Regions from separate parts of the Homo sapiens genome. Here region 1 is linked to region 2. A link is a contact called in ENCODE Hi-C or POLR2A ChIA-PET data. All regions are on one chromosome and are shown on one strand. Each heading gives the region's core, a stretch centred on a gene start or an enhancer-like site at or near the end of the contact. The rest is flanking DNA. Distances are from core to core; before and after follow the strand shown.

Region 1 (6,550 bases), core at 627-3,126, 1.1 Mb before region 2:
GACAAACATACCTACATACACATATCCAGTTTCAAGTTTTTTCTTTTAGTAAATTTCAAGGGTGAATCCCATGGACAAAGTTGATACTTCATGTTAACATGCGGTTGTCAAAGACACTGAATTGTTTGTTATAATATCATGATGAGAGGTAAACATATCAAAAGTTTGAAAAAGAGAAGCAGAGTCATGGAGACAAAGAAGAAAAGAAAGAAGCCTGTGGTCTAATTCTCAGTCATCTTCTATTGCTAATATTAAAATAATTATAACTATAATTTGTAGACTAATCTAGATATCAAGACTTTACATATATTACTTAATTAATGTTTACAATAAACCTGTAAGATTGATGTTAGTTATAAAATAAGGAAATCAAGACTGAGAGAGTTTTAGTATCCTGCCAAGGTTTTATTCCTAGAATATGAAATGGACAAAATTTAAACTAAGTCTGTCTTCCTCCATTGCTTTTATTTATCTCACTACATTGTGAAATGTTCACCATGCTATGTTATAATTATAAAGTATAATAAGATATGTTTCTTTAAAAAAACAAACCATTAAGACACTGATAGAATTTCTAGAGATAAGTCAGAAAGTTATGGATGAATAAAGGAAGATTATAAAGTGCTCTGAACATAATCAATATTCATCTGACATAGGCAATGAGTCCTTTTGAGGGGTGACAGTGGACTTTGAATTTTGAAGGACCAATTCAGATAAAGGAATTTGGAGACAGACTACACAAAAGGCATAGGTAAGCTTGGTGTGTACATGTAACTCCAAGAATGCAGGGATGGTTAGTAAAACATATGTAGAAATATATCAACTGTAAGACAAAAGTAATGCAAAAAAGATAACTTTTGATAATCTTTTATGCCAGTCTCAAAGTATGATTTTATTCCATGCAATAAATTCACCAAAGGATTTTAATCTTAGGAGTGATATGATGAGATCTGCATTTTAGAAAAAAAACCCATGACTTCAGGGTTGAGAGTGAATTGGGAAGGTGTTTATGGCAAAGGCAGAAAGATGTTATGAAATAGTCCAGGTGAGAGAAGTTGGGTGTAAACTAAGGTAGTGATATTGGGGGTTGAGAAGAAGGAGTGGATATAAGAGGGGTTAACATAAAGTCAACATGAATTGGTGAATGAATAAAAGGGGATGAGGATTATGAGTAAAGACAGGTTCCAAGTTTTTAGATTGGGTTGTGTAGGTAGCTAGGGATGTAATTAAAAATTATTGCCAAAACATAAGTAGAACAAATTTGGGAAAAATAGGTGAATTAATCCAATGTTGAATATGTTGAGGATGTGGTGTATAGATATTCATAAAGCAAATGGAAAAATGGATTTATATTTCAGAAGGATATTTGGGTAAACAGACATAAATTTGGAAGAAATAAAAGTATATAAACAGTTAAAACCATGGGAATAAATGAAGTCAATTAAGAGATAATGCACAGAATAGGGAATACAGGAGAGGATGGATCCCTGGAATCAATGACATAATGAGATAGAGAAAATGGTGGGACCAAGGCTACAGGGGGAACAACTCTGGAGTGCCATGTCATGGAAACTGAGGAAGACTAATTTCAAAAACAACAGATTGATTCACAGTGGTCAGTAATACCAAGAGGCTAATAAAAATAACTCTTTGAAGTTGACAGTTCCAAAATATAAGCAACTGAATAGTAGAGTTTAAGCATCTCTCCAAAAGCAGCTTATGTTTACTCTTATCTCTAAACAAAACTAAGCTTGTATTAATTCAGACATGTGGATGTCTCACTTGTAAAAGAATTATCTCCACCAAAGGAGATTTTCTTCCCTGTAGCTAACTTTATTCCCTTCGTTTGCAGTTGAAGTCACTTTATTCTTCTCAGGATGATGGTTGCCCCATTTGGACAATGTGATAATGTAGCAGGAATGCAGAAATCATGACTTTGGTTTCTTTTTTCTCTTTCCTCTCCAAGCCATTGATAATGCTCCTTAGCAATTCAAGCTGGAGGCTATCCCAGCCTTCTTTTCTCCTGGTAGGGATTCCAGGTTTAGAGGAAAGCCAGCACTGGATTGCACTGCCCCTGGGCATCCTTTACCTCCTTGCTTTAGTGGGCAATGTTACCATTCTCTTCATCATCTGGATGGACCCATCCTTGCACCAATCTATGTACCTCTTCCTGTCCATGCTAGCTGCCATCGACCTGGTTCTGGCCTCCTCCACTGCACCCAAAGCCCTTGCAGTGCTCCTGGTTCATGCCCACGAGATTGGGTACATCGTCTGCCTGATCCAGATGTTCTTCATCCATGCATTCTCCTCCATGGAGTCAGGGGTACTTGTGGCCATGGCTCTGGATCGCTATGTAGCCATTTGTCACCCCTTGCACCATTCCACAATCCTGCATCCAGGGGTCATAGGGCGCATCGGAATGGTGGTGCTGGTGAGGGGATTACTACTCCTTATCCCCTTCCCCATTTTGTTGGGAACACTTATCTTCTGCCAAGCCACCATCATAGGCCATGCCTATTGTGAACATATGGCTGTTGTGAAACTTGCCTGCTCAGAAACCACAGTCAATCGAGCTTATGGGCTGACTATGGCCTTGCTTGTGATTGGGCTGGATGTTCTGGCCATTGGTGTTTCCTATGCCCACATCCTCCAGGCAGTGCTGAAGGTACCAGGGAGTGAGGCCCGACTTAAGGCGTTTAGCACATGTGGCTCTCATATTTGTGTCATCCTGGTCTTCTATGTCCCTGGAATTTTCTCCTTCCTCACTCACCGCTTTGGTCATCATGTACCCCATCATGTCCATGTTCTTCTGGCCACACGGTATCTCCTCATGCCACCTGCGCTCAATCCTCTTGTCTATGGAGTGAAGACTCAGCAGATCCGCCAGCGAGTGCTCAGAGTGTTTACACAAAAGGATTGATCTGAACATATTCTCATTGTTTCCTTCGGAGGCTTCTTCTGCGGACCACAGCCAGGAGCCTGTGACTGGTGTAGATTACATGAATACAGACCATTTTGCAGTGAGTATTCCTTCTAGTCTTACTAGTGCCATGCTAAAGAACACCCACAGATACTTGGCTTATTGGGATGTACCTGGATATCTGGATTTGTGAATATTTTTGCCATTTTTTCTTTTGCTCTTGATTTCAACATTTCTCTACTCCTTGTGTCAGTAGGACTTGGGGATAGGAGAAATAGATGATAGCTCTGAATGTGTCATCTTTCTCGCCTTTGCCCAATGGTAGGCCATGCAACACTGTCTGGAATTGTAAAGTCCCACCCTTTGGTTGGTTTTAGGTTTAGAGTTTCTTCAAAACCTCTAAGTTAGTGCTGGGATCCCCAGATCATTGGCTCCTGTTTACCAATAGGGTCTCTTCAAAGCAGCTGAGAAGGTCGCAGTGTAAGAAAACAGCATTTATTGCAATATGGGTATTACTTATTTATTTAAAACAAACATAAGTGGAGAAGTTATGGTAATAGGCTCTAGGAATAATAAAATATAATTTCTATTTTCAAGGAAGAAATCTATATGTGTCTAGGAAATTTATTTTAAAAGATATCTCTTTGTATTTTCAACTTATTTATATTCATGCTTTGGATAAAGAAGGAATAAGACCAAGTACTGCGTATATGTTTGTTTTATAAATATTCATTAAAAAACCCAAAAGTAACCATATAATTATTAGCATCTAATAACTACAAAATGTGCTAGATCCCGGTGTTGGTAAACATAGCTATAATAAATAAAGCAATAAGTATAGTAGCAGTTATGGACACTTAAAAATGGGTTTCTCTTTTGGAAATAGGGCATGTGGAGTGGTGTCAATTAGATCTTCTATTTCTGTTAATAGGAACTGGGTGAAAACTTAAAAGATGACTGCTACAATTGATATATTGCAACCTGTTTGTTGATGTTGCCCTGAGATCTGGCCTAATTATTTTTGTTCCTAGAAGGTAACACATTTTGTTTAGTCATGGAAGAAGTCAAGTCATTGCTACTTTGATGTAAGATGCTCGGGAGATAAGATTTATTTTGGGATTTCATATTGGTAGGAGGGGTAGAGTTAATAGTTGTTTTTTCTAGTTTTTCTTTTCTTAGTAAATTTTACTCATAATAACTAGTACTCTGTCTGAGAGGCTTAGTATCAGGCCTTTAACTTGGCCGTTGCAAGTAGATGAATTAGGGAGGACTGGTATGAGCTGTTTTTATTGCAGGAGGAATTGCACATTCTAATCAGCTTCATTCCCAGTCTAGGGCTTAAACTCTGGTAAATTGTCCTAGAGAAAATCAGGGTATGATGTATTACATCTATTGTAACAAACTCTCTTAACCCTAGAGAGTCTAAGCTTCATCTCAGGCAGCTTTCTTGGATCACAAGACAGAAATGTGAACTGAAGATGGAAGAGTAACAATACAGAAGAGCTGTGTTCCTGACACTGTCTGGGCCACCAACCATGACTTGAACCTGAAACAGAAATAAACCTGTATCTGGGTTAAACCACCATTTTTTTGGTAATCTTTGTTGTAACAGACCAACCTACAGCCTAAAAAGTATACGTTTTTCATCTCAGATCTTCCAAGTGGGATATGTATTCTTTTGCCTGAAGTATATCTTTTAGAATTCCCTCTTGTAAAGGTTTGCAGTTTTTGTTTGTTTAAAAATGTCTTTAATGCAGGGTTCTCTGGTAAGTCATAATTAGAAAATACAAGTGGAACCAGAGGATAGAGGAGAGACTCTTAATTCTAAATCTTTGCACCTCTTCCTACTACCTTATTCCACCTGGACATGAGGCAATTTAATTTGAAAATTCGACTCCAAGCACAATTATCCAGCCATCTGAAAGACATCGCAAAATCTCATAAATGGAACCTTAGCGGAATATAAAATGCAAAACAGTGAGTGGCTGTTTTCCAGGTTTCTCTCTAAAAAGCAGGTCACAGGCTCTTATGCAGGTTAGGCTATGGTATTTAAATACAAAAAAAGAGAGTGTTTACTACCATCCTTACATATCCATGAGGCAGGCAGTGAAACAGATCAGAACATGTTTTGTACTTTTGAAACACAATAACCCCATCCATTGCATCCATTGCTCCCAATGATCTCTGCCCAATTGTATTAGTGACCCTTCTTCCCATATGGAAAAGCAAGCAAAGGAGAGAAGAAACCGGAGAGAAGAGAGAAGTATTCACTCCCATATGTCCCCCTTGTGGGGAGAGGAAGAAGAGCCTTCCTCTGTGGAAGTATAAAGTGTAGAGAATGAGTTTTGTTCTAATAGGCAGTATGAGGGAGCCTTCTCATCCTTTGGGTGAGGGAACTTTGGGCTTATTGCTAATGTCACATGGGGGTTTAGAAAGGCATGGGGAGCAGGGGCAGGAGATTTTTTTTTTTTTTTAGTATGTGTGCAGGGTCATAGTCTCTTACCAATACAGAATTAAATTGGAAAACAATAACAATAAGGTAGCATGAAAAGAGTTAAATAATTGGAAACTAAACTAAATACATCTCAATAACCCATGGATCAACTAAGAAATCACAGAGGAAGTCAGAAAATATTTCAAACTGATTGAAAAGTACATATAGCAAAAGTTGTGAGATGTAGCCAAAGAGAAAACAGAGAAAAATTTATACTTTAAATGCCTATATTAGAAAAGAGTAAAGTTGTAAAATCAATTATCTAAGTTAACAACTTAAGAATTTAGAAAAGGAACAATAAATTAAGTCCAAGGTAAACAAGAGTAAGGTATTCATAGTGATGAGAGCAGAATAGAGAAGAGCCAATATGGCTGACTAGACACAGCCAGGAAGAGCTTCTCCCACCAAGAGACAAAACCATCAAGAATACTGACAACACTTTGGGCAGATCTTTGGAAGGGAGGAATTGAGAGCAGACTGAGGGAGGACACAGACGCTGGGCTGAAAGAGGAGGAAGCTGGAAATCCTGCATGGGGTTGCTGAGCACCAGGTCTCATTTCTGGCCTTGAGTGGCTCCTGGGGAAGGAGTGAATTAAATAGGCAATGTGTGGCCCACTCTCCATGTACCTCTGGAATCCTAGCTGCAGGGGACCCCACAACCCCCATAAACATTTGAGCTATCAGGGAGAAGTGTTTGGAGACATGGAAGGAACGGGACTCCAGTCTATGTGGAGCCCAGAGGGTTTGGCATGGGACTGGCTGCAGTGGAACACAGAGACACCCATCCCCCAAGGCTTGCCATGCTCCTCTAGGTGGCTTTGACCTTGTTGACTGTTGGCCCTGTAGAGAACAGGGATATCTTGCCTGTGCGACCAGGCAAGTCTGATCTGAGTGCTGCCCTGTCTGCCAGCCTCTTTCTGGGTCCCAGCATGGCTCCATGTGCTTCATCACAGCCTCAGTTGCCAAACCAGGGAGCTTCCCAGTGGCAACTGCCATAGCTCCTTCACTAGCAGACTCCACCTAATTGTCAGAGAGCTTTGGCAGAAGCCCCCCGACCCCTGCTGACATGCACTCACCTGCACCCTGCCCCCACTGCTTTGCTAGAGTCATGCAGACATTGACACCCCGCCATCGCC
Region 2 (6,350 bases), core at 410-2,909:
GCTACCTCTAAACTCACAGAATTCAATAAATATTCACTTGTTCATATAGTGTTATGTCTAAGTAAACACTCAAAGATGACATCTGATACCTATCAGTAATGACTGGATTTATTTACTACTAGAAGCACTTTATTTTCTGAATTAAAGTATACTTTTTAGGTAGGATATTAGAGAAAAGATTACCCTTCTCATTTTGAATATTTTATGGAGAATCAACATATGATGGTAAACCATAAATATAGGTAAAATTTGAATGAAACCCAAAGGGATTTTTATAACACAATTTCTCTCCCTATTTGGGGCTGAGAAATGAAACAAAAGTCCTTGACAGAACTGCACACAACACTACCTGAAACCATACCAAAGGCATTATGTTTAATTGTTCTGTGCTTGCTTTGCATTTAATTATATGATCTTTGCTATTATCATTATGACCATAATCCTCCATAATATTCTGAGCACTTCTTACATCTGGGGCCTCATGTCAGAGTATGGAGATTTCCTTTCTGTGTCATAATGAGTTTGGTGTAAAGCCCAATCTCCAAATGTCAGTGGCTAGAATGGAACTATGTTGGAAGAAATTAAGCTGGAATTTGTAGAAATAGTCATAGCTGAATAAGAGGAGAAGAAGTGCATTGTGGAAACAGTATGAAAGGAAGGTACAGCAAGCAAAAGACCACTTACACAAGCCAATTATAGATGGCCTACTCTTGGTTCTACTAGGTACTTACATTAAGAAAGGTTTAAATTCAGGGCTGGCAAAGGTCTCTGAATAATGTTAGAACCCAAGAGAAGAAGGCTTAGGTTTCTTAAAGAGACCACAAAGAGCACTTATAAAAAGGTCCCATAAAGACAGAAATCTAGATATCCACAAAACATAATAGCCTATTCCCTCCCTTCATTTCTCTCTCTAAAATGCCTTCTTCATCAGCTTTCCCAGGGGCCAAAAATTAACTCTTCATACCCTTGTAATCACATAAAAACTCCTTTTCAGTTCTAATTACCTTTTGCAGGGGCTCATCTCACCCCCAAGTGTACAAGAATGGATTAGTTTCTCCAATTAGCTCCTGGATGTCTGGAAACAAAGGACTGAGTTCTGAGTGGATCAGAGACAGGAAGAGGAGATGAAGTCCCTAAGAGTATGCAGAAATCAGGAGCATATAGGGTTACCTGAGCACCCAGAATAATCATCAATACCATCCCAGCATTTTCAAGAACCTAGCCTGACTTCCTTCCTCCCCTTGGTGATGGAGAAAGCATTCAATTTAAAAAAATCCCTTTTTAAATTCACTTATGATTGTAAAGTGAATTTAATTCTCCAGTGTGCATAAATTGGGGTTATGCCATATCACACATAAAACATTATCAATAGCACCCACTCTGCTTTCCCAAAGTTGTGGCGTTGGTTCAAAACTCTTGCCATATTCTTCACCAGTGGCTGGTACATGGCATCCTCTGGGCTTTCCATCCTGGTATCTCACAAGACCAGTCTCCTTGCCCCTTTTTCTCTTATCTCCAGGGTCTGAGGTAATGAGGTCCAGGGAGCCAGGCCTGCTAGGGAATTGGTTAAAGATCCTTGAAAGGGTCTCAGTGGATACCTTGGGCAGTTGCATAAAAATCATGGATTTAAACATCCGTCCTCCAGTCACTCTAGCGTTCATGGCCTTTATTTTTAGCCTTGGTATGCGAGGAGTTCATATAGTAGCCAGGTGTTTGATGCTGAGTGTAGAGCCAAGAAAAGATCCCAGAAGGCTGAGCCCGAGCTTTGGAGAGAGAAATGGTAGAAGGGACTTTGTCTACCAAAAGGCTGCAGAGAGCACCTGCTAAGGATGGTAAATGCTACAGTCAGATTTTGCTGGCTTCATGGGATCCCAGGTCTGATCTTAGCACCAGCTCAGAAAGTAGACAACAGCTTTCTCACATCAGTCAATTTCCTTGTTTTCTTGCCCAGAGACTTGCCTCCTATATGGTAACAGCAGGAATATTGATGAGACCCAGAGAATTAAGCAAGTTAGGTGGGCAAAATTGTCATGCAGGCATGAAACGAGCTCGGTTATTAAAGGTCAACATCTACCCCTAGTCTCAGACACAAGTTAGTAGAATAGGAGTTATTTCCAAGAAACAAGGAGATGGATAGGAAGTAGTCTGACTCTTTGGGAAAAAGCTTTTCTGTGACATAAAACATATTTCCCTGAGTGATCACAAAGTGTGGTCTATTATAATAGAATCAGAACAGTCATTCAACTTGCTCAAGTCCCTTCAGAAAGTAGTCTTAAAGCAAAACAACTTGAGGGCAGAAACGCCATGGATTAAGTCTATCTTGCTGAACCCACTGTATCCTGGACAGCTGCTTTAGGTCAGGAACAATGAAGTCCTTACCAAAACTGCTAATGGGTTCTGCGAGGATTTTAAATGAGAGGAACTCAGAATAATTATCATACTAAGAACTCTCTGGCGAACTGGCTAAAGGTGATCTTTTCCAAGCAGATATCTCCTGGCATCATTATTCTGAATTTTATTTTATTTCCAAGTCCCCTCCTCTAACCTATCCTCATTATTCTCTCTGATTCCTGTTCTGCTGTACCTCCTTACAATCTGAAGCACAAGTTCCAATCCCAAAGAAAGTCTGTCTTGAGTTTATAGGAAAAAAAGATGTGATCCAGACATTTAACATTTCTCTATATCTTTCTAATTTAACCTCCACCCGTTTCAGGCTGCCTTAACTTAAATAATTGCTGGGATTCGTTAACCAAAATTTTTCCAACTTCTCAGTATGTGCCTTGAAGCTATAGAGATCTAAGTTTGAATTCCAGCTCCGGCACTGACTGGCTGCGTGATTCTAGGGATATTATAAAATTCTCTAAGCCTCTCTTTCCTCATTTGCAAATTGAGACAATAATACTAACTTGCAAATTTTTTCTAAAGTCTAAGTGTGGTGATTTTTGGAATGTCCCTAATACAGAGCCTGGCAAATTGTAGCTGTTCTTCAGTAATTCTATTTCTTTCTTCTTCACCATCCTATTTCATTTTAATGTCAAAAATATTTTCCGCCTTAGGTTTATTTTGACATTAAAATGAAATAGGGTGGTGAAGAAGAAAGAAATAGAATTACTGAAGAGTATCTACTATTTGTCAGGCTCTCTGAATTTTTTACAATAGTAATTATGGAACATGGATGTTTTAATGAATTTCATAGTGCAATGAAAACACTGAACAATTAGAGACTATTACATCAAAACAATAAAACCTGATTCTACAGAACACATAAAAAGTATATTGTTAACCCAATATGTAGCTTGTCTGTCCCTGACAGGTAAGTTTATCACAGCTTTTCTGAATTCACTTTGATATGTAATGTGGTAACCACTGATCACGGCCACAGCAGAAGCTGAGGAGCACGGTGTGAGAGCCTATATGATCTTCAGGTGGACAGTGAGTTAACGGCCCAAACTATTAATGCCACCGTTATTGGAGTGAGAAAGTGTCTGTGTATATCTTTATGTGTGTTTCTCCAATCAGTTTATTTATTTATTCAGCTAAAGAATCAGCAATGCTTTTAAAGGCCTGTTGAGCTAGCTCTGCCACTTGACACTGAATTATTATCTATATGGCAAGAAAGAGTAATCATTGTTTATATCCTGAAGTCTAGAGAAAAATCAAATATTCGTTCAAATCCTATTTTTGTCTTTACTATTTGTCTGATCTTAGAAATGTAAATAATTTTTTCTAAGCTTCTGTTTTCTTATCTACAGCATAATATTATCAATAGAATATTCATAGGCTTTTTAAGGAGATAAAACCTGCACCAAGTTACTATTAGTTAGCGAAATAAAAAATAACTTATTCATGCAAAAAAACATTCTTGGCATCTGCTGCGTACTGGGGCATGTTCTAAATACTGGATTAATAGAGGTAAACAAAGAAAAGCCCCTACCCTCTTTGAGCTCATATTCCAGTGATATTAATTGAGAATGGAAGATCACTGCTGTGGAAGTCAGGAGGCCTGAATTGGCATATGACCTCTTCCCAGTGACAAGACTCTCCTGAGCCTTCATTTCTTCCTCTGTAGAAGACTGGGCCTTTCCAGCATCACTGCCCTGTGTTCAGTGGGCTCTCCTGGACATGACCTTGTGGTTGGGGATGTGGCCATGGTTGATGGTGCTTTAGCCTCTCCTGCCACTTAGGTCCACAGCAGTTGGATTCCTGGACTTCTGGGGAATTCTGGTTACTGATTGACAGGAGGATCAGGGCTTTGATGTCTTACTCTAGCAGTCAGAAATAGCTTCACAGGTCATCATTCACATACTCTCCACCTTTCTCTGGAATTCTGTAAGCTGAGCAGCATTTATGAGCTACTTGGACAAGGCTAAGCTTCTATGTCAGGAAGACCAGAGGAGAAGGTGAGTGAAGGGTTGGTCTGTCTAGAATTAGGGCTTGTATGTGCCTGGAGAAGTTAATCAAAAACAAAAAAGAGAAAGAAAGAAAAAAACTAAAACTATAACAAAGAAAGCACAGTAAGATAAAGGAAAAGAAAAGAAGGTGAAATAAAAGTTAGAATGTTAGTGAGAGGCCTGGTAGAAAAAAGGCATGTGAGGACTTTTTTTTTCCAGTAAAAGATCTATTTGTAAGAGGCAGGCAAAGTTAAATAGGGCCAAGAGGAATAATGAGGAAACTCTCACTTCTTAGTCTGAAGGAGCAGAGAGCAAGGACTACAACACAAGGAGTATGCTGCTATAAGAGAAAAGTCCCCAACAACAGCTGTGGCCTTCAGTGGCAGAACACAGCCACTGCCAACCCACAGTGCCAGCAGAGGGAGGCTGAATTCTCCCTCCTCCCACACCATTTTTTTTTTTTAGTAGAGACTGGGTTTCACTGTGTTAGCCAGGATGGTCTCAACCTCCTGACCTCATGATCCGCCCGCCTCGGCCTCCCAAAGTGCTGAGATTACAGGCGTGAGCCACTGCACCTGGCCCCTGGGTGCATCCCACTGGGTGAGACTAGTAAAAACTCTAGTGGCTAAGAAGACCTGGTTGATACAGAAGTCAGAAAAGAGCAAAAAGGGTGGAGCGGCTCATTTAGAATCTCCAACTCACCCAGTTTGGCTCATCACTTCACAATTCCATGTCTTTGCTTCTTATTGAAACTATGAGACAAATTTCCTCAAAAAGATACTGAGAGGAAGTCAAGGACCAGAAAGACATAACCACTAGAAAGAGCTGCACAGTTCTAGGTATATTTGATTCTATTTTTTTTCTTTAATTTCCACCAGGTGCAATCACCAGTACTGCCTCAATTTACTTCAGGATTTTGGAGGGCACCCACCTTCCCCCTTGTCTCCTCACACAATGACCCTGGGATCCCTGGGAAACAGCAGCAGCAGCGTTTCTGCTACCTTCCTGCTGAGTGGCATCCCTGGGCTGGAGCGCATGCACATCTGGATCTCCATCCCACTGTGCTTCATGTATCTGGTTTCCATCCCGGGCAACTGCACAATTCTTTTTATCATTAAAACAGAGCGCTCACTTCATGAACCTATGTATCTCTTCCTGTCCATGCTGGCTCTGATTGACCTGGGTCTCTCCCTTTGCACTCTCCCTACAGTCCTGGGCATCTTTTGGGTTGGAGCACGAGAAATTAGCCATGATGCCTGCTTTGCTCAGCTCTTTTTCATTCACTGCTTCTCCTTCCTCGAGTCCTCTGTGCTACTGTCTATGGCCTTTGACCGCTTTGTGGCTATCTGCCACCCCTTGCACTATGTTTCCATTCTCACCAACACAGTCATTGGCAGGATTGGCCTGGTCTCTCTGGGTCGTAGTGTAGCACTCATTTTTCCATTACCTTTTATGCTCAAAAGATTCCCCTATTGTGGCTCCCCAGTTCTCTCACATTCTTATTGTCTCCACCAAGAAGTGATGAAATTGGCCTGTGCCGACATGAAGGCCAACAGCATCTACGGCATGTTTGTCATCGTCTCTACAGTGGGTATAGACTCACTGCTCATCCTCTTCTCTTATGCTCTGATCCTGCGCACCGTGCTGTCCATCGCCTCCAGGGCTGAGAGATTCAAGGCCCTTAACACCTGTGTTTCCCACATCTGTGCTGTGCTGCTCTTCTACACTCCCATGATTGGCCTCTCTGTCATCCATCGCTTTGGAAAGCAGGCACCCCACCTGGTCCAGGTGGTCATGGGTTTCATGTATCTTCTCTTTCCTCCTGTGATGAATCCCATTGTCTACAGTGTGAAGACCAAACAGATCCGGGATCGAGTGACGCATGCCTTTTGTTACTAACTGTGTCTAGTGTTAGAGCCACTGTCTCCTGAAACGTGCCCTTGTTTGCCTATCCTTTAT

The links. A loop is a pair of places that touch in the nucleus more often than their neighbours do. ChIA-PET counts read pairs that join two places held with the same protein, here RNA polymerase II (POLR2A).
Region 1: a loop to region 2 is called in a map of posterior vena cava, with 17 times the contacts of the local background. The contact joins the promoter of OR52L1 here to the promoter of OR51G2 in region 2. A Hi-C loop is called at or near these places in 1 of 168 maps with a recorded cell type or tissue (posterior vena cava). POLR2A ChIA-PET finds 5 or more read pairs at or near these places in 1 of 52 experiments (activated T-cell).

Annotation. Positions count from the first base shown.
Region 1 is chr11:5,982,311-5,988,860 of GRCh38, reverse strand. OR52L1 (olfactory receptor family 52 subfamily L member 1) reads left to right here and starts at 1,876. Exons shown (of 1, transcript NM_001005173.3): 1 at 1,876-2,969. The coding sequence starts at 1,931. The coding sequence ends at 2,920. LOC124902621 (a long non-coding RNA gene) reads left to right here and starts at 3,785. Exons shown (of 2, transcript XR_007062564.1): 1 at 3,785-3,954; 2 at 4,338-4,495. It also overlaps a transcript of OR56A3 not described here.
Region 2 is chr11:4,914,659-4,921,008 of GRCh38, reverse strand. It overlaps OR51G2 (olfactory receptor family 51 subfamily G member 2), which reads left to right and starts at 1,659. Exons shown (of 2, transcript NM_001005238.2): 1 at 1,659-1,832; 2 at 5,270-6,350. The coding sequence starts at 5,346. The coding sequence ends at 6,290. All of the region lies in intron 2 of MMP26 (matrix metallopeptidase 26), which reads right to left.